2 separate regions of the Homo sapiens genome follow, and region 2 is linked to region 1. A link is a loop called in an ENCODE intact Hi-C map of the cell type or tissue named here. Cell type or tissue: endothelial cell of umbilical vein. All regions are shown on one strand. Links, peaks and the distances in the headings refer to the core of each region. The heading gives the core; the rest is flanking DNA.

Region 1 (10,673 bases), core at 4,615-7,114:
GTGTGTTTGTCTGTGCCTGCATTTATTCCCTTTTGCTTGCAGATGCAGTAATCCTGTTTACTAAACCTGTTCACAGCTTTATTTGTAAAAAATAAAGTCTTTGTTTGTGTCTACTTGTAGTGGATGCTATTATTTTCATTTTTAAATCACCACATATTGATCGTGGGAAATAATGGATAGTACAATAAAGAATACCTTAGGAAACAAGGAATACTGAGTCTGGAGCATTCTGGGCATAAAGAAGGTGTGTTTGTGAAAGTTTCCTTCTAACCTTTTCCATTTCCTAAATTAAAACTCTGTAGATGTATAATTTCCCTTGTGATTGACACTAATCTATTGTTTCTGTGTGTGTGTGCATTTCTCTTCTCTCAAGACATTCAGAAAGCATCACTGAATTAATCTCCCCCTCTCCATGTGCTGTCCCATGCTTCTGAAGTCACCGTGGAGGAATTCATGGCTGGCCCTCCGGACCTCATGATTAACATTCCATCTTCATAGTGTGGTGGCAGCAAGCGGCACTTGACATTTTCATTGACTTTTTTTCCTTCTTTCTCCTCTCCCGCTCCATCTTTCTCATTGCAGCACCTACAGTTGACAATCCAGGCCCTTCAAGATGAGCTGCGAACCCAGAGAGACCTCAACCACCTCCTCCAGCAAGAGAGTGGCAACCGAGGAGCGGAGCACTTCACCATCGAGCTGACCGAGGAGAACTTTAGGCGGCTCCAAGCCGAGCATGACAGGCAGGCTAAGGAGCTGTTCCTTTTGAGGAAGACATTAGAGGAAATGGAGCTGAGAATTGAAACGCAGAAACAAACCCTCAATGCCCGAGATGAGTCAATTAAAAAACTTCTTGAGATGTTGCAAAGTAAAGGCTTGCCATCCAAAAGCCTGGAGGATGACAATGAGCGAACGCGGCGGATGGCAGAGGCTGAGTCTCAGGTCAGCCACTTGGAAGTGATTTTAGATCAGAAAGAGAAGGAAAACATACATCTTAGAGAGGTAAGAGCATTCACTGTATTTCCCCAAAGCCTTAATTTATAAGTGAAAATATGTTATCAAGTTATTTTCACAGGTTGGAAGATATCTACATCCTTAACAAAATTCCCTTTGTCATCTGCTTTATGACCTTCCTGCCGGCTTAAGACCATTAAACTGGAATTTTGTATTAGTCTTTGCTCACTGCACATGCATTCCATTATTATTCAGCACATATCCGCGATCCAAGCATATACAGGACATATCAACTGTAAGTTGGTTTATAAACAATTGCTTTCCCACAGGTGGCTGTGGTTTCAGAGTCTTTTAGGTATGGTACTATTCAGTTTAGTTGTTTATCAAATATCATCTCTCTAAAGGAAAAAATAAATAGGATTAGCAACACAATGACCCTAAATATTTTTATTACTGAATTGGGGATGAGATTTGCAGAAAGTAAAGCCTATGGGAAAGAATGGTAAAATGCACAGACCAATTTTGAGTGTTTAGGGTTAAGATAATTTTTGTCTGCATTTACATTTGTCTAGGACAGAGTATTACAGGTTTTCTGAGTATGTGTTTTGCCCTTAGTAGATTAAATCATTTGAAGTCCTTCAGAGGCAGTCTCTCTGGCCTTTTACCACCATTCAATGTTGGGATGCTCGTGTATCTGAGAATATGTGGTTGGGTAGAGCTTAGAAAAAATGTGGATGACTGCCAAGGTTTGAAATTTTAATAGCAGTTCCTTGCCACTGTGGTGGATATGGACCTTAAAAGTATCATGCAGGCAAAACTGCTGTAGGGAGACGTGGATCTCACAGAAAATAACAAGCAATAAAATGGCATTAAATATGTTTTCAAACTATTCTATAGCAATAAATAAAAATTCTAGAAGATATTTCCTTCTAGACCAAACTAGATTTCTTGGCAGTATACCTGTTCAGATGGTGGTGCTTCTTGTGAGTCACTTGTTTGGTTGGTCGGAAGACATGGCTTCCATGTTGGGATTTGCAAAAGTGCAGATGCTCCCAGGAATTTGCTCTGATGTGGGTTATATTTGCCTAGCACATAGGAAAAGACTTTTGTGTCTGCAAATTTAATGTCCTCTACTCCTATTCTTCCTTGTTTCGTTTTAATGATACTTTACCAACATGCTTGGGAAACCACATGGCTTGGTTTCATATTGAAAAGCTTAAAGAGATGTTTTGGTTGGGCCTGGTCTTCCCATCCATCTTCCAAGAGGGTGAATGTGGTGAGAAGACTTCCAAGATGGCCTCCAATAATCCCTACTCCTTGGAATTCACACCATTATATAATCCTCTTCGAGTATTGGTTGATCCTCATAACTTGCTCCTAAATGATAGAATATGGCAAAATTAACAGAATGTCAATGTTATTTCCAGGATTAGGTTACATAAGACTGTTACTTCCATCTTACTAGCAGACTCTATTGCCTTCATAGCTTGCATGCTTTGATGAAGCAAGCTGCCATGTGGAGAGGCCCATGTGGTAAGGAACTGAGGGTGGCCTCCAGCCAACACTCAGTAAGGAACAGAGGCACTCATTTCAACAGCCACAAAGAAAGGAAACCTGGTAACAGCCATTTAGTGAGCTTGGAAGTGGATCCTTTCCCAGTCGAGCTTCAGATAAGAAGACAGGTCCTGGGATGACATCTTGATTGCAGGCTGTGAGAGACTGTGAAACAGAGGAACCACTTAAGTTGTGCCTTGATTCCTGACACACAGAAACTGTGAGATAATAAATGTGTACTCTTTTAAGCTGCTCAATTTTAAGGTAATTTGTTACACAGCAATAGATAACAAATACAGTAGAGCAGAAAGTAATTTTCTCCATGTCTTACTTCATAGACCTCTCATGTAGTTTACAGAAGAGGAGCAACAATTACTGGCATGTTGTTACTTGCATGTAGACTAACTGTGGATTTTGGAATTTTTCTTGTGTTATCTCAAAACTGCAGTTGATAGAGGATCACTATAGTTGGAAAAAGCTGCTGTTTTATTTTGATGCCAAGGGGCAGCAAGGCTGTGATGCCAGAGAAATCTCCATCTGCAGCACCATTTCTCACTCCTTGTTGGGATCTTGTGGTCAGGGTGGAGTCATTCTTCTTCTGCAATTAGATTCTGCTCATTGATAGCACTTACTAGATGGTGCCTTATGTGGCTGCCTCCATTTAAATGAATCTAAACACAATTCATCTTGGGTTTTCTGAGATTGGCTGGTTCTCACAATGGTCTGGTGTGGATATAGATCATGTTTAGATCCCTAAACACCAGTTTGAAAGCACACAGAAGGGAGAACAGAAAGTGCAGACCAATACATTCAACTAGTTTCCCTGAGCATCAGACCAAAGTGAGTAGGTAGCCCTTATTTTAGCTCATCAAGAGGGGGAGAATTTGGAAAATACATCTGTATATAAAAGACTCATGTTAAACTTGAACTCAGCAAACAAGACTTGAAGGCCTGAAAGGATCATTCCCATGAGAAGGGTTGTACTGCCCTGTGAGAGCCATTTGTTAAATTCTCAGGAATCTCATGATCCTGGTGTTAAACCACACGTAGCCTGGAATTGGTCATATTTGGTGTATTTACACCATGGAAATTGGAAGATGCTACTCTTAGGGACTACCTTCCCCATTCCCTTGCCCATTCCTGAAAGCTGGTTTACTGGCACACCTCTGAATGAATGTTGTGAAATGTTTACCTCTAATACAGCAAGAGGATACACTGTGGAGTCATAATGTTACTTATTGGGAGAATTATGATTATGTGTGTATTAACCACTCACGGTTCCCCAAAAGTTTTCAAAATAGCATCTGTATGTGTCAGCTTATGTGTCAGGCATCATGAAGAATGCTTTACGTTGATTCACACTGAATCATCTCATTCATTCATTCATTTATTCATTCATCCATCCATTCATTCATTCATTAATCCATCCATTCATTCCTTCGTTGGATGAATACTTATTGAAGATCTGTTTTGGGATATAGCAATGATAATTAACAAAATGTACCTTCATGGTGCTTACATTCTATTGGGGGAAAATAGATGACAATTTTATGGTTTAAATAGAGGCGTGTCATGAAGAAGAGAGTGAAGCACTGGTGATGTGGGTGGGGCTAATTTTATGTTGGGTTGTCAGGGAAGGCCTCTTGGAGGGGGTGACAGTATGAACTGAGACCTGCATAACCAAAAGGACCAGCCATGTGAGGATCTCAGAAGACTGTTCCACTCAGATGGAAAGACCCATGGCCTAGGAGGTAGGTGCTGTTACTTTGCCCATCTTACCTGGGGGAACAGAGGGACAAACCCAATGTCACACTGCTAACAAATGGTGAAGCTAGTGTTTGAATCAGCCTGACTCTGGAGTCTCAGCTCTTAAACCATTTTACTATGTCCCTTTTCTTTTCTTTTTTTTGCGGGGGGCGGTGGGGGACGGGGTCTCACTCTGTCACCCAGGTTGGAGTACAGTGGCACAGTCTCGGCTTACTGCAACCTCTACCTCCCAGGTTCAAGTGATCCTCCCACCTCAGCCTCCTGAATAGTTGGGACTACAGGCATGTGCCACGATGCCTGGCTATTTTTTTTTTTTTTTTTTGTATTTTTGGTACAGACGGGGTTTCACCATGTTGCCCAGGCTAGGCTCCTGAGCTCAAGCGATCTGCCTGCCTCAGCCTTCCAAAGTGCTGGGATTACAGGTGTGAGCCACCGTGCCTGGCCTACATCCCATTTCTAGAAGAAATTTTCCCCAAATTGTGCTTGGCAGAACAGCCATTTTGTGGGCTGTTGATATGTGTTATGAGAGAAAAAGGGTTGCAGTGCCAAGTGAACTTGGGGAAATGAGGGATTCCACAGAGTTACAGTCTCAGTCTTTAATATGCAAATATGCATTAGTCATTTCCAAGAAGGGGACCAGAGAAGGCAGAGCTTCTCAAACTTACGTGACTTGCTTTTCTCTTGTTGCACTGGTGTTCTTTGTAAGACATTTTTGAAAAATGCTATGCTAGAAAATAAAAAGTGCTTCTAATTAATGACCTACCAAATACGTAATAATATACAAATGGTTGTTTCCCATTGCCAAATAACTGGGTTATTTCCTTCATTAGTTATTTTATAAGGCAAAGTTTATTGCAAGCTATTTCCATATTCTCTACTGAGTTTTAGAATGTACTTTGTCAGGGTATTTTTTTTTTTTTTTTAGTAGAAAGAATGTGTCTGACCACTTTTGTCATTATACCAGTAAGAATAACTTAGCTTGAATAAAGAAATTGCCTGACCTCTGTTAATATAGATGAATCTAAAACAAGATTTAAAATGTACTTGAGGTTTTAGGTTCAGTGTGTTCCTGATTTCATTTTCATTATGCACAGTTCGAGTAGGTTGGGGCTAGGCAGTGTGAAGCTGGGGAATGGAGTGCTAGTGGTTTTATGATTCATTCTTAGGCAGAGGTGGTGGACCTCACATAAACCCCATCTCCTGGCCTTGTTCAGCTTATTGTTTTAGGAGATTTGGAGTTGGCAGGAGTTGCATATGGGGTGGGTTGCTTTAGTGTCTTATTGTCTTTTGGTGGTCTGGAAAAGGCTGAGTGTGAAACCACTTCTTTGTCTGGCAGGAAACAACAACAAAAAGGTTATGATCTCAACTTACTTGGAAGACCAAAACCATTGCGCAGGAACTCCAACTGATGTGCTAATGTGAGCCAAAGGGTTGGCCGAAACTCAGCATTACTCACTAGCATTGTCTGATGTATTTGGATGCAGGTTGATTTGATAAGACATTGTTTGACGTTTACCTTGTTCTCTAGCTTTTTCTGCAAAGAACATATTGTTCCATCTAGAAGTTTTAGCGATCAAGTATTTGAAACACAACTGATCTCATTAAAGAAAAAGAAATGGATTAATAGACCAAGATCCTCTTATACTTACCCTGCTTACTATTTTCTTGACTGGTCCTTAGAAGAGAGATAGGGGTCTTTGGACTTATCTCGCTGTAAGATCTTGATGGGAAGCAGTATATGTTCTGCTGCTAATCCTATTGATGTCCTGTGTTAATCCTTTTGGGCATCTTGCCCTTCTTTGGTAGCAGGGCCAGAAGAGCACCCAAGTCTTTACAGGCCACAGTTGCTAATAACCCAGGACAAGCAAAACCCCCAGGAGACCTGGGCCTCCCTCTGTGCTGGGGGTGGGCAGACAGGAGAAAGAGGTAACATGAATTATTGGTCTCCTGGTCTCCTTATCCAGGTTGAACCCAGGACAGTGGGAGATCCACCAAGGCAAAAGGTATTACCTGGAATTTCTTAAGCTTTCAGACCTTTACTGATGGCTCAAACTTGTCCTGTATAATCTCTGCCCAAACTTCTAAATGCCATTCCGGTCCCCCTTCTCAAAACCACATGATTTCCTTAATACATGCTTGTCCCTAGTTCTGCTGACCTAAGCCATGATTTTGCTGATGCAGGCATTTCTAATTCTGTCTCTACAGATTCAATACATTCTATTTCTACCAACAAAGCTAATTACAGAAACTATTCCCAAACATATAAACATAACATTTTATATACACGATCTTTTACAAGGGCTGTTTCCTATACATATTACAGAACTTAACAATTGCTCCCTATTTTAATACAGTAAATTTCTTACCTGATCAGTACATTCCATCAGTATTCCCAGACCTCAGATATTGCCAGTAGCTGCTCAATAAATATTGTAATGAGTGAAAAATTTGTTAAAAATATCTAGAGAATTACTCTGTGATTTATTTTGTCAGTATCAGAAGAATTCATAATGGTTGGTATGAGCTCCATTAAAAAATGTTTTCTGCATCATTGCTCTATGTTTGGAGTAGAGAAGAAACTTTGCAGGTAGCTTTAACTGGCAGTCTTCTTTCATTTTTTTCTAAAATGTGTTGGACATCATTGGGCATATGTTGAGCATCCCTATGGAGGATGCTGTGGGAGTATCAGTGGCAATTTTGTGGTCTTGTTCAGAGATTCAGGTGAGCAATAAGAGGAACAGCTCATAATTATCAAGTATTGTCCTGTGCTAAGTAAATACTGTTGTCATCATGTGTATTACACAGATAGGGAAACAGAGGCAGAGTGAGGTAAGTAATTGCCTCCAGTCACACACTGCAAAAGCTGCAATCAAGAGTGGAAGCTGGGCAGTGTGACTCTAGACTCTGTACCTGTCCCCATTGCATGCTACTGCTTCTTGGGGTGGTACACTGAGAGGCCTTGAATGGCATCCAAATGCTGTACAGCTTAAAGGTAGGAGAGCTGACAACTGGCTTCATCCACGGTAGAACCAGTCTTCAAGGCAGGAGGAATTTTAGCACATGGGGTTGGTGGGAAAGCATGATTGGAGAGCAGATGACTGAGTCAAATCACAGAGGTAGGAACTGTGGAGAGTTTGAGGCACGGTGAGTTTGGAGCAGCTGAAACTCTGCCTTTCAGTGGGGGAAGGAAATAAAGCTGAGCAGATGGTTTGGTCTCAGATCACTGAGGGCTCTGAGGCCCACACACAGGGAAGTGGCTTTACTCTGTGGGCTCTGGGGAGCCTTTGAAGGCATTTGACCTGGAGAATGGCATGACCAGAGAAGATGATCAGTTGACAGTGGATTGGATGGGAAGAGAACAAAAGCAGGGAGAGAAGTTAGATGGATACTGTGGCTATTCAGGTTGCCAAGAGTGTGAATCTGGGTGGTGGCCATGGAAGTTGAAGGGAAAGGTCATCTCCACCTGTAGGCAGGACCTTGACAACTTAAGAACTGAGTGCTGGGAGATTTGAGGAGGAAGAGACAACTGCTGTAGACCTGTGTGCAGGCAGATATGGTACAGCAGTGGGCAGGCAAGGGTTGTCAGCAGGAGGAGCTAAGGTTGAGGGAAGACTTCGAATGTGTTGAGTTTGATGAAATCTTGGTGGAGCCGTGCAGCCAAGGTTGAGAATGTGGGTGAAGAAATGATTGTGACGTTCTGCCCAAGTACACAAGGCATTTCTGACTATTGCTCAGTTTTATTTATTTTTTTCACACACATCTGATAATTTGTAACCACCACGCCCCAAGGCCGTGAGCATTCTAAGGCATGCCTTTTCATTTACTCCTACTAGTATTTAACCACTAGAATTGAATGTTTCTCCTTTGTGCCTCTTTCCCGAGTAAGCATCTGATTTTGAATATGGTATCTCTTTTGAGATTATGTGGAATTTTCATTGACTGATGCTAGTTTGAGACAAATTCCCTTTGTTTTCACTGAGTTCCATTTTCTCCGAGTACTCCATGCAGGATGGATGTCAATGAAGCATCTTTCCAGAAAAGCGCTCTCTCTGTAATCTGACAGTGCATCCAAAAGTAGGCTTTCATAATTTTTATCCTCACATTTCTGATGACACGGAAAATAAATTCCTTTCTGTTTAGCATCATTTGCCTTATCTTTAAATTCTCATGCATTCTTTTAAGTTTGAATGCTACATGCTAATTACTCCATTTTCATTTCAATGAGTATCATCAACTGCTTTTTACGGTAACAGAGACTGGTGGAGCCCCAGAAAGCCATTAGACACAAGGCATTTTGAAACCTGCTGAGAAAAGAAAGTGACAGGGTTGGGGGTGTGGGGAGGCACCAGGGAGGAGTGAGAATGTCCGGAGGTTATGCTGAGAGAGGCTCTGATTACTTCCTCTTCACCCTCATCCTCCTGCTTTACCTTAGGTGTGATGGCGCTCTGAAAAATATTTTTTGGGTAACTGACATAATTTATCATCATCATCATTTGTGATGATGCCCCACAAATAAAACCTCAGCAGTGAGAAAGTACCCCAAGCACAGGCTCTGTGAGTATGTTAGCATGTTTCATAAGCTGCAGCAATGGGTAGTTGAGACAGGCTCAGCTATACCAAGGCCCTACCTGTCTTGAGTGGAAACATTAATACTTTACATGTGGAGGCGGCTTGGTATATAAAGCCTATAAACACATTCCATTATAAAACACATTCCGTTTTAACTATTTCCTCAGATACTTTTGGCAACCCTGGGAGGACATGGAGACTCAGAGAAATTAAGCAGTGATGACATGTAACATTTACTGGGCACTCACTAAGGGCAGCCTGTGCCAGTCACTTCCCAAGGAGTGCCATTTAATTCTTCCATCGATACTCTGAACGGAACAATGGTTTCTCTGCCTCTCAGGTGGGGAAGTTGAGGCCTTGAGAGGTGATGTGACTGGCCCAGGTTCTCAGAGCACATAGTGATGGATGGATCTGGCATTCAAATTTGGACTTGCCGATTGAAGTACCTTGTTCCTAACCACTTCTTGATGCTGCCAGGGATTTCAGTGTAATCCAGAGTAGACCACAGACTAGGATTCTGGTCTTCTAGCTTCTTGCTGAAGGTTATTTTCTCATAAATGTGAAAAAGGAAGAAATGCAAAAGGCTCTGATTTATTTTCTTGCCACATCTTATCAGAGCCTGTTGAATTGGGGACTATAAATCCGTGAGGTCATAGAGCAGCGGGAAGATTAAACAGTGCCATGTAGAAGGCAACGTCAGGGCTAGGTCTTCCCATTCCATTTTTGACTCATGAAAATGAAAGCACCTGGCCCTCCATAAATTCTGCACAAATAGGTGAATTTTTGTGAGCAGAGAATAAGGACAAATGTGTGGCACTTAGACCTCTCCCATTTCATCAAAGTTAGTTTTATTTTACAATTTTTTTAACTTCTTGAATATCTCACTGCCAAAAAGAAATGCTTTGTCTCCCAAAACCAACTTTACTTTTTACCTAGTTTTTGTTGAGTATTTTGTGTTTCTTTCTGTGTCAATTGTGAGACACGGAAATTGCATTTGTAACTCCTAAGACATGTGCATTTCATTGCTCTTCTAATTTGGTAAAATCTACTTTCCCTTCCACCTTGGCTCAGATGTGAAAGGGCTACTTTATTTGGGTTTCCAGTTAGGCATGTAGGTTGAGGGGTCTCTTAAGTGTTTCGGATAGAGCGCTAAAAAGGCAATGTGAACTGCTAATGGGTGATTCCTAGGAGTGGCTATCGTTACAGCAGCTATAACATATAAGAATGAATTAAATTCTCACTAAAGGAAAAATATAATTCTGTATAAGTTGTTTGTAGAAAAAGGAAAAAGAAAGGTGAGTGAGACTTCATGAGTAAAAATTACAAAGACTTGCTACGTTTTTAGATTGAGATTTGGCAAACTATAGATTATGGGCCAAATGTGGCCTGCAGCATTTTTTTTTTTTTAAATGGCCTGGGAGCTAAGAATGTTTTTTACCTTTTTAAATGATTACATTTGAAAGGATTACGTAAGTACGTATATAGTACCCTTTATTTTGCCTCTTGGTCCACAAAGCCTAAAGTATTTACTATCTGCCTCTTTAAATGTGCTGACCCCTGAATTAGATAATAAGTAAGTAGCTTTCTGAATTAAGGATAAGTAAGTAGTTTTTTGAATCAAGACATTTGGTAAAAGCCTGTCTGCAATTAGTTATATTTAGAGGATCAAATCTTACTGTTTTCACATATAGCTTTTGAGGTTGGTTTTTAAATCAGGAAACGGTATTTTTTTCTGCCTTTTTTTTTTTTTTTTTTTTTTTTTGAGATGGAGTTTCACTTTTGTTGCCCAGGTTGGAGTGCAATGGCACAATCTTGGCTCACTGCAACCTCCG
Region 2 (10,673 bases), core at 5,516-8,015, 400 kb after region 1:
GACAGCTCTAGAGTCACCAACAATTGGGCTCTCCCCACCGGATTATAACCAGTATAATCTAAGGGACTCTCAGAACCAAAGTACCCCTGCCTTAAAGAGTAGCCCATCTTAAGGTCATTTTGGCTAAAGTTAGCTGCCATTGTAACTGCCGCCAGAGGGCCCCATCTTTTTCTGGAGGACTGCTTCATACCTGTCCTTTAGAGGCTATGTTTACCTGCAACTGCTTTTTCCATGGGATCAGAAATATTTCCTAGGCAGATCTTTCTTAGTTGAAATTGGTTTAATTACTCTTTTTGTAAACATTTGTAATACATATTTTTATCAATAAGTACAAAGAAATATATAATAGAGTATGTGAAATCCCTAAACCTAGAAACAAACCCATCATGAATATTTTGATACATTTCCCTCTAGTCTTTTCTCCTACGAATATGCAAAAAAATCCCAACACATAGTTGAGATTGTATTGTATCTACCATTTACCACCTGCTTTCCTCACTTAAGATTTCATGAGCATCTTTCCTTTACGTTAAATCTTTTTGCTTAGTGTTTAATATCTGACGAACATCTCAACAATTGGGTGCCCATAATTTATTATTTAATTTCTTTGTAACACTTTTAAATCACACACACACTCTCTCTCTCACACACACACACTCACACACGTATTCCATAATTTTTGTAACTAATTTTTTTGAAGATTGTATACATATATGTTTGTGTATGTATGTATTGTGTATATGTATGTAAATATATCCATACACATACAAACTTTTATTCTGATTTTTATAAATAACATTGTGATGAATATGCTTATTATATCCTTAGAGTAAATTCGTCTGGGAAAATCCCTTATTATATATCCTTAGAATAAATCCAGAAAGTAGAATCATCAGATCAAATAGTAATTCATTAGTTATACTGAATTTAAAAGAATTGAAATGTTTGTTTCCCGTGACCAAAAAAGGTAAATGTTCCACAAAGACCGAAATAATTTCTGAACATCACCATTGGACAACAAAGTTGTGAAAATGGTATGTTCTCATATTGTTCTTTCTAATGCAGTAGCCAATAGACCTGTGACTATTTACATTTAAATTTTAATTAATGTTAAATTAAGTTAAGAATTCATTTCCTGGTTTGCACCAGACACATTGGAAGTGCCGCATGTAGTTAGTGGCATACATATTGGGCAGAAAAAGTTACAACGTTGCCAGCATTGCAGGAAGATCTACTGTGCGATGCTTCTCTATTTTCTTCTCCAGTTCCTTCATCTTTATGTTTGGAATTTAGCCTAAGTAAGATTAAAATATGAACAATGCATATTTTGTGTATGATTAATTTGGTTTGTTACAAAGCGGGTTTCTTGGTGAAAATTTTCACCTTTCCACTGAAGATGAAAAATGTGATGCATCTTTTGGAAAATGTAAAAAAAAAATGGAAATCCAACCCTTTGTCTTGCTTATGCATCCTCTTATAGGCTGAAAATGAAGTACTAGTGTTTAAGCTAATACCACTGTTGATGACAATCTCGGGTGGTTGCATGCTTACTGTGTGCCAAGCATGTTGCTGTTGTACTGCCCGTATTCCTCACAAGGTCTCCGGAAGGTGCAGTTATTATTTACATTTTGTAGAAGAGGAAGCTGACGTACATAGAGGTCAAGCTCCTTTCCTAAAATCACACCGTCAGCATGTAGCTGGGGCCTGATGGGGACCTAGGCTTTCTGACTTCAGAGTCCACATCCTTTACTATCCCTATACTGCTTCTCAAGAATGTCCCAGGCTGTTAGAGAGAAGGCCATCTCTTTGCCACACTGCAGAACTGTGACACACGTGTAATAAAGCCTCCCAGCTGCTCGAGATATACCCCTACACCACATACCCAGAAGCACACCCCCACAGCCTTTTTCTTGAGGAACTTCCACTGAGCCCAATCCCATCTGGAATGAAGAGTGCTCAAGGGCATTTTGGAGAAAGTGTCATTCATTTGTACTCTGACACTTTCTCATTTAACAGACTCTGTTAAGTCAGATGTATGTATTTTTGCACATTTCCTCTCTATCCTTCTTTTATTATGGTGTGAAGTTTTGTTAATAGGCCTGAGAAGAGAAGAGGAAAGGGAGAATGTGAAACGTTGTCAAAATCAAAGAGTTGGAGCCCAAACAAATGTTCTTAATGTGGGCATTTGTTTGCAGGAGAAGGATCAGAGGCAACCAATGTAAGCAAAGCTCCTTGATGCTTAAACTTCAATGAGGAGAAAACAAATCACAAACACAGTCTTAGGGATGGTCAGGTCCAGGCTGAAAGCAGTCTGGGGATTTTCAGTTTCAACCTTTTCCAAAAGGTGTCACTCTAAGGCAGCAGTGGGGAGGTGGGAAGGAGGAAGAGATAGAAATGTCAGATAAGGGTAATTGGAAAAATAAGATTAGTAGTCCTTGTTTTAACAGGTCCTTCAGCCTCCAGCATCACTGTCGGAGGAGTTGCTGCTGCTGACGGGGGGTTTAAGCGTTTATCTTCACCTTCTGATCTCAGGGTGACCTTCTGTGTCCAGAGTTGTGCTGGGCCAAGTCCAGCTATTCCCACAGGACCAATTCACATTCCAGATTTGCTGCAACCTGGGATATGGGGATTTCATTGGTTCTGTGTTCTGGTGCAAACTGAAAACTGCCATCCTCTTGCACTCAGGATGGAATGAAGACAGGAAACCAGGATGGATGGCGGAGCCTAACTCAGAAGAGCCTGTCTGTTTTTGAAATATGGCTTTAAAAATTCCAAATCATTAACAGAAAATACACACCAACTCCATGCTGACATATAATTTAAGGGAAAAAATAGCTTTATCAAAATATTTGAGTATCAGCTCTTGCCAAGCAAGCCTCTTGAAAAGCATGGGAAGCTGCCACGCGTCAGGAAGAGATGCATGGAACCTGGAGTGGGGTCCTGGCAGATAACTGAGAGAGAGGCTGGTTTTCAAATATTTAGTTAAACAACACAAATGTATGTGTAAGTTTAAGTCGACACATGTTAATGATTTAAGGTCTTAAACGGGTTTTTTATTTTATTGTTTTAAGGCTCCACTGTTCACTTTAAAAGATCCGACGATTTCTCCAGAGCCATGCGTAAACACTGGACTTTTTAGAAAGCCAGGTGATGACTTCATTATTCTGAAAGTGAACAGTTATGAATTATTCAGATACAGTAAATACAGTTGAATATTTCCTGGTAACAACTATTTTAAAAGAGAGTTTTAATGATATGATCTGCAACATAGAATGACTAATACAATCAGAAATAGCACACAATTATTCAGGGTTTTTTCTTTTTTTGTAATTGATTAAGCTAAATCAACATCTAGCTTGAAGAAACCTTTAATTATTATGTTCTAGATATGTAACACCAAGCCAATGTATTTTAAAAATGTAATCTTTGATATAAAATCAGAATTCCAGTCTTGCCACATTTGAGGACCTTTTAGGAAATTATTTTAAGTGAAACATCTGGAATATTCTAGAGACTTCTGAGGTGGCTGTGAATCCTGTTTTCACTGAAAATGACATTTTAGCAATTAAACACCTTTTCTAAAACTTTTTTCCCCAGGAAATATTATTGTCTGGTGAATTACTAATAGATGTACTTCTAAAAGAAGCACATGCTGTGTTAAATAGAGACAAATGGGTTGCTTTCTTGCTGGACTGTCAAAAGCTTTTATTGTCTCTTAATTACTGTGATTCTCCAACTAGCATTTTTCTAAAGAATGGGACCACAGGGCATCTTCCAGCTGGGCCACCACCTGCGCTTCCCCAGGCTACTCCACTTGCTTGCCTTAGGGAGGCCAGCCACAGTGCCTAGTGCAGGATGGGCTGCTGTTTTACTCTTTTGCACCACCCAGTACTTTTCTTTAAAATCACTATTGTGATTAAGTAATTTGTTGATTCCCAACTTCCCTGTGGAAACCCTTCTGAAGACAGACCTGTGGCTAGTGTCCAGCAGAGTGCCTGGCATGTGGGAGATGCCTAGCGAGGTGGTGGAATGAAGGAAAGGAGTGTGTATCTCCCAGGTCCCAGGACAGAGCATGTGGAATGCATAGCAGGACCAAAAGCCACATGCTTCTATACCAGCGCAGAACCTGAGACATCTTTATTGTGTCTCTGTGAAACTCACAGGTTCCTGGGTTCTCCAGGCGGCTGCTGGGGTGGCAGCGAACATAGGGCCTCCATCCTTTCAGGAGCCAAGTAACTGAGCCCCCTCATCCCCATAGCAAAGAGAAGGTGCTTGAAGCAAACAGAGAGCAAGAACTTGAAGGGTATTTGTTGAGGATGGCGAAGGGACCACTGATTTATGGGGTAGGAAAGTATCAAGTTTGGACTTACACTTCATCCATCATTGCACTAAGTGGGTCAAAGGAGGGTGTTTCAGAATCACGTCTTTGTGCTCCCCTTCCTCCCATTGCATAGGTATTTATTGAGTGTGGATACTGGTGCTATGTCAGGTACTGAAGGGGCTTGCAAAGAAGATGGAGACACAGTCTCTGCCCTCCAGGGATTACAGTCCAGTTGTATTATAGCAACTAAGCATACATATTGTGCAGAATGGGTGCAGGCAATGAAAACTGAAGGCAGTTGGGTTGGGTGAAAGTAGTGAGGCTAGGAATGGGCATGTGCTGGTGCCTTCCAGGGTATTAGGCAGGGTACTTTCCATGCATTATTTCACTTTACGCTTATGTCAATTCTGTGTGGCTGCTTCTGCTTCCTCTCCACTTTAAAGGGGAGGATCTGTAGGCTTAGAGAGGTCAGTAACGTCTAGGGTTCCAAGACTTGGCTGCATTTTGGAATCACCTGGATCTTTAATAAAATACAGATGCCTGGCTCCCGCCCTCAAATATTTTGATTTAATTAGGAGCAGTGTGACCACGGCATCAACATTTTTAAAAGCTTCCCAAGGGATTCTAACATGCAGTAACCTAACCAATCTTAAACCAAGTTTGGGAAACATTGGGTTAAGATTGGCCTAAGGTCAAAGATCTTGTAGGTGGAACCCAAACTTGACTCATATCTGACTGCTTCTAGAGCTCCAGCTTTTGATCGCTGCAAGCTGTGAAGGAGGTCAGGTGTAGACAGGGCCTTAAAGAATGGGCAGTTTTGATAAGCAGAGGAGTGAATGTAGGGCAGTCCAGGGGTATATGTGCATGTGTATGTGTGGTTGAGCATTGGTGAATGGAGCAATATGCAGACATAGATAGGCTGAATAATTACTAGGCACTGTATTAGAAAGAGTTGATACTTCTGTGGCACTACTGAGTACTAGGCATTGTGCTGAGAGCATTGCCCATGTGAACCCATTTAATCATCATAAAAACCCTTTGAGCTAAGTTATGTCATTAGCTCCACTTCACAAGAGGTACTTGAAGCTCAGAATTTTGTAATTCATTGTTCAGCTGCCACGTACATGTGAGAACATGTGATACTTGATTTTCTCCTTCTGAGTTAGTTCGTGTAGGATAATGGCCTCCAGCTCCATCCATGTTGCTGCAAAGGACATGATTTCCTTCTTTTTTTATAAAGTAGGGAGGGAAGAAGGGGGATGAAGTTTGAAGAAGTACCTGTTGGGTATAATGTTCAATATTTGGGTGATGGGTACACGTAGAAGCCCAATTCCCACATGCAACGTACCTATGTAACAAACATGCATATGTAGCCCCTAAAGCTAACATTTTTTAAAAAAGTCAATTCTATTATTATATTGTCCCCAAATAATCCTTCTTCTGGGCATTTTAATATAATTTGAGTAAAAATTACCATAACCTAATTTTTGCATAGCAATGGTAATGCTTAATACATGTTTAAAGCAAATTTTGCCTCCAAGTTTAAGTTGAGAAACCTAGAAAATTTTGTCTAGGTTCTTTCATGAAGGTAAACAGTCCAGTTTATTTCTATAACTTTGTAATAGTGCTTATTGAATATTATTTATTAAATGTAAATACTATTTTATTTTTCTTACATGAAATCAATTTTTCCACCTGGGAAAAAAGTTATAATTCACTTAGAGTGAATTTATACATCTAGTAAGTGGCAGTCTAGCTCCTGAATTATGTTTCTAAGCCACTACGCTGCTCCGCCTCTTGTGTTAAGAATATACTAAGTGTTTTCATATTTGCCAGGCTCAGCACTAAGAGCTCTGCAATCATTGCTTCATATAATACTATAAGTACTATTGTTACAGATGATCAGGCAAAACCATGTCCTCACTTAGGGGTAAGAGTAGAGTCAGAGGCTAGGGATACACACATGAGCATATGCACACACATGTGAAAGCCCACATATACATACATATGTGTATGCATGCATAATTATGTTCTACCTTATTATACATGTGGGAGGGGTGTCAAAAGTAATGATAGAAGGGAATGATGGATCCAAGAAATATTTCCAAAATAGAGCTCTAGGAGTTGGTGATGAATGGAAAATAAAAGAGGAAAGAGAAGATCAATGTGGCTCTGAGGTCTTAAACAGGAATGACTGAGAAAAGGTCAGGGCCTTGGACCAAAATGGTGGATGTGTTAGGGAGTGGCAAGTTGGGAGGGTGAGGACAGGTGATAGGAGTTTGGTTTAGGCAGGTGTACACGGGTCAAGAGTTGGCTTTTGGTCATCCTCAATTTAAAGTAATATTAGGACATCCAGATGGAAGTGATCAACAGGTGGTTAGGTACATGTGAAAGAGGTCAAGTGAGGAAAAAGGAGATAAAGTTTGGAGAGACATCTACATAGAGGTGAGAACTGTAGAGACAGACCTCAATGCATCCCCTGTATTTCTATGTGGATGGTGGAAATGCCTCTAGGATGGAGTCACAAGGAGAAAGACCCAGTTATGGGCTGCAGGAAGATGAGTAATTTGCAAAATAAACAGGGGAATAAGTTCCTAAGTGTCGTAGTCCATTTGGGCTGCTCTAACAAAATACCATACAGTAGGTGGCTTATACATAACAGAAATGTATTTCTCACATTCTGGAGGCTGGGAAGTCTAAGACCAAGGTGCCAGCATGGTCAGATTCTGGTGAGGGCCCTCTCCTGGGTTGCAAACTGCTGACGTCTTGCCGTGTCCCTACATGGTGAAAGGGGACATACAGACTCCATTGGGCTTCTTTCATAAGGTCACTAATCCCATATAGGAGGCCTCTGCGCCCATGACCTAATCATTTCCCAAAGGTCTCACCCCTTAATGCCATCATCTTGGGGGTTAAGATTTCAACATATGAATTGTGGGGGTACGTAAACATTGAGACCATAACACTAAGAGAAGCATCAGTTTTAGGAAGATGAGGAGTGGATAGAGCACTGCTCATATATTAAAACTGTATTTCCAAAAGACAATTTAATTACAAAAGAAAATTCTCATCATATATCAATTATATACACAATTATGTATATATTTATATGTAGCATCTCAATTATATGTGCATAAATATAGAGAGAAATTATAACAATGTTTATAATGTTTACTTCTAGGTGGTGGGACTTGGGAGGATCTTAACTAAAAATGATGTTAGTATTTAATCTTCAGAAGAAAGCTAAAACATTTTCATACCTGGATTTTTCATATTTTTTACAATGAATATACTTTATTCTTTTTCTTTTCTTTGAGACAGGGTCTCACTCTGTCACCCAGCCTGGAGTGCAGTGGCATAATCACAGCTCATTACAGTTTTGGCTTCCCAGGCTCAGGTGATCTCCTTGCCTCAGCCCCCCAGGGTAGCTGGGACTCTAGGTGCGTGTCACCACGCCTGGCTACATTTCTTTTCTACTTTTTGTAGGGATGCAGTTTTGCCATGTTGCCCAGCCTGGTCTCAAACTCCTGGGGTCACCATTTGTGATCAAATGATCCACTGGCCCTGGCCTCCCAAAGTGTTGGGATTATAGGTGTGAGCCACTGTCCCTGGCCACACTTTATTCTTATTATCAGAAAAAAATTAATTTCTTGATATCAGAAGAAGAAGAATAAATGCCTTATGGGCTACATCATCTCACTTAATGTGCCCATAATCATCTGATAAGCAAGCAATAGGGTTCCCTATTTACCTGTTGAGGTAAATATGGATGAGGAAATGGAAGCTGAGAAAGATGAAGGAGCTCATCTCACTCACACCGTAATAATGCCATGGTTCCAATCTGGTGATGAAGACACAAACTACATATGTACAGTCAATCAGTTAAAATGTTATTTCAAAGAAGGGACAGAGACTTGGGGGCATGTTTAGCTGTGCAAACCACACATTAAGAAAAGACATTTGGCAAGAAGGGAGTTACTTGTGGTCTGCAAGAGTAGAAATACCATGGGACCGCAAGAATAACAAGCACTTTCCTCTGGTTGAGAGATGACTGTGATGGGGAGATGGAGGCAAGCATAGAGCACTTGATAAGAATCAGACAGTTGGCTCATGCCTGTAATCCCAGCACTTTGGGAGGCCAAGGCGGGTGGATCATGAGGTCAGGAGACTCAGACCATCCTGGCCAACATGGTGAAACCCCGTCTCTACTAAAAATACAAAAATTAGCTGGGCGTGGTGGCATGCATCTATAATCCCAGCTACTCAGGAGGCTGAGGCAGGAGAATCACTTGAACCCGGGAGGCAGAGATTGCAGTGAGCCAAGATCACGCCACTGCACTTTAGCCTGGTGACAGAGCGAGACTCCAGCTCAAAAAAAAAAAAAAAAAAAAAAAAAAAATAGAACCAGACAGTTCACCAGTGAAGATAGGCCAGGTTATGCTGGGAGTTACCACCCCCAATCTCAGAGGCAAAGCACAACAAAGGTTTATATTTTGCCTATGTGATGTGGGTTTGCCCTGGGCTTCATTGTGGTCACTCAGGGACTCAGGCTGAAGATGATGTCATCTGAAACTTGCTTCCACGGTCACCAGGGCAGGGAAAGGGTAACACTGGAGTTGAATGCTACCACTTAAATGTTTCTACCTGGAAATGACAGTGGTTTTAATTGGCCAAAGCCACACCCAATTCAAAGGGTGAGGGGATGTGGGGTCCTACCATGTGCCTGTAAGGAAGAGAACTAGAATATTGTGAAACCACCCTAATGATCACCCCAGCAGGGGAGATATTTTTTGCTTTCTAAGGCCCTTGTTTTGGCAGCAAAGGAAACAGTTTTCAGTTCTCTAGAATGTTAAACACAGGAAGAACCCATGGCCATCATCTAGGAAACTGAGATTCCGAGGGTATAGTGATTGTTTGCAAAAAGTTACAGAGAGAAGCAGTGGTCATGCTAAAACTAGAAGGATGTGTTCTGAGGCCAGTGCCCCACATGGTCCTCGGTCCAGGGCCACACAAATTAGGAAGAGTGAGGAGCTTGGCCTGGGAACTTATTTTAAAACTCTGTCTCCAAGATGTTGAGAGGAGCAGTTTCGTCTCATCTGATACTAGCAGTTACTGATGTTGGAGGCCAGTGGCTTCTCCATCAGTTACAACTCTGTATTGTGTCTCCCAGGTGCCCAGTTTCTCCATGTGCTTCTTGCTGAAATGGCTGGAGCAGCCTGAAATCATTACTCTAAAGTGTCATTTAAAGTTGGGTTAATGTAGAACTAGCTAGTGTTTGCCCTAAGCGGTCCAGTGGCAGGTGATCTAAGATTTGGAAACCCAGCTGAGTAGCTCTGTGTCTATAGATTGCAGATAGATCAGCTTCGATGAATGAGAGAGAGATTGAACAAATGAGAATAATGGAGACCTCCCACTCCTCTGAAATCAATATTATGTTTGAAATAAAGAACGATTTATGACAGAAAAGGAATCATGAGGACACAGACCATCTCATATGGAGGGTCAGGCAGACTATCTGAATTGGCATATGGAATGATCATAATTCTGATTTTTTGGGGGTCACTGCTATTTTCTATCAAAAATAGAAAAAGGGAGGAAAACTCAAAACTCCGCTTTAACTTCGTCACATATTGCTTTGGGCTTCTAGTCATATTTGTGATGTTCTGTGAACTTATATGAGAAACTGAAAAGTTTATTAATACTTTTTAAACTGCATAGATTTGTAAAGTTAAAGAATAATTCAATTTACTCTACAGTTACATAGGGGTGGTTTTGTCACTTTCATAGGTTATTCTTTATATTCCTTGCTTTTTAAACTCTTTTTGGTTTTGGCTTTGATTTAAACTACATGATCATTCAGTTTCCTCTTTTTATCAGGGCAAAATGAAGGGTTTTCTGAATCTTAAAAGCATATAATTTACCTTGGATGTGAACTATAATGCTTATTCTGAATAAATTTCATGTAAAACTGAAGAAATTGTGTAGAAAGTCTTTATGAATTGGAACTTAACATGTCATTGACACATTTTGAAGGGCGTTCTGTTGACTTTAGTGATGGATGAGCCTATTCTGCCAAGTTCAGCTGGAAGGGGTATTTTAGAAAGCCAAACATCAGCTCTGGAATCTAGAAACTTCCTGGAATCATGATTTTGGATCAGCAGGGAGGACACAGCCTGCATCTGTGCAAGGGATGGCATTTCACCAGCTTGCTCCACGGAAGTCTTTGGAACGGAACCATAAACACCAGCCTTCTTTGTTGTGTGTTGGCTTTTAAGAGTCCCCAAAGCTTTGGGGAGGATAAGGCTTTGCCTCAGGGCTCCTGGGTCTCATTTTTTGGGACCTGGCTGAAAAC

What was found. Hi-C counts contacts between places; a loop is a spot of excess contacts. Peaks named below come from ENCODE experiments on the same cell type or tissue, not always from the same donor. Only the 100,000 strongest peaks of a DNase experiment are listed, where the experiment ranks them.
Region 2: a loop joins it to region 1, with 6 times the contacts of the local background. A loop is called at or near these places in 1 of 110 quality-filtered maps.

Annotation. Positions count from the first base shown.
Region 1 is chr3:56,286,345-56,297,017 of GRCh38, reverse strand. ERC2 (ELKS/RAB6-interacting/CAST family member 2) reads left to right here. Exons shown (of 18, transcript NM_015576.3): 3 at 583-999. Among named protein-coding and RNA genes, the nearest start is that of ERC2, 180 kb to the left of the region's middle. In endothelial cell of umbilical vein, for the core only: no CTCF peak of the experiment used is centred there; DNase peaks (open chromatin) are centred at 4,877 and 5,607; H3K27ac peaks cover 2,008 bases.
Region 2 is chr3:55,889,485-55,900,157 of GRCh38, reverse strand. All of the region lies in intron 13 of ERC2 (ELKS/RAB6-interacting/CAST family member 2), which reads left to right. Among named protein-coding and RNA genes, the nearest start is that of MIR3938, 42 kb to the right of the region's middle. In endothelial cell of umbilical vein, for the core only: no CTCF peak of the experiment used is centred there; a DNase peak (open chromatin) is centred at 6,877.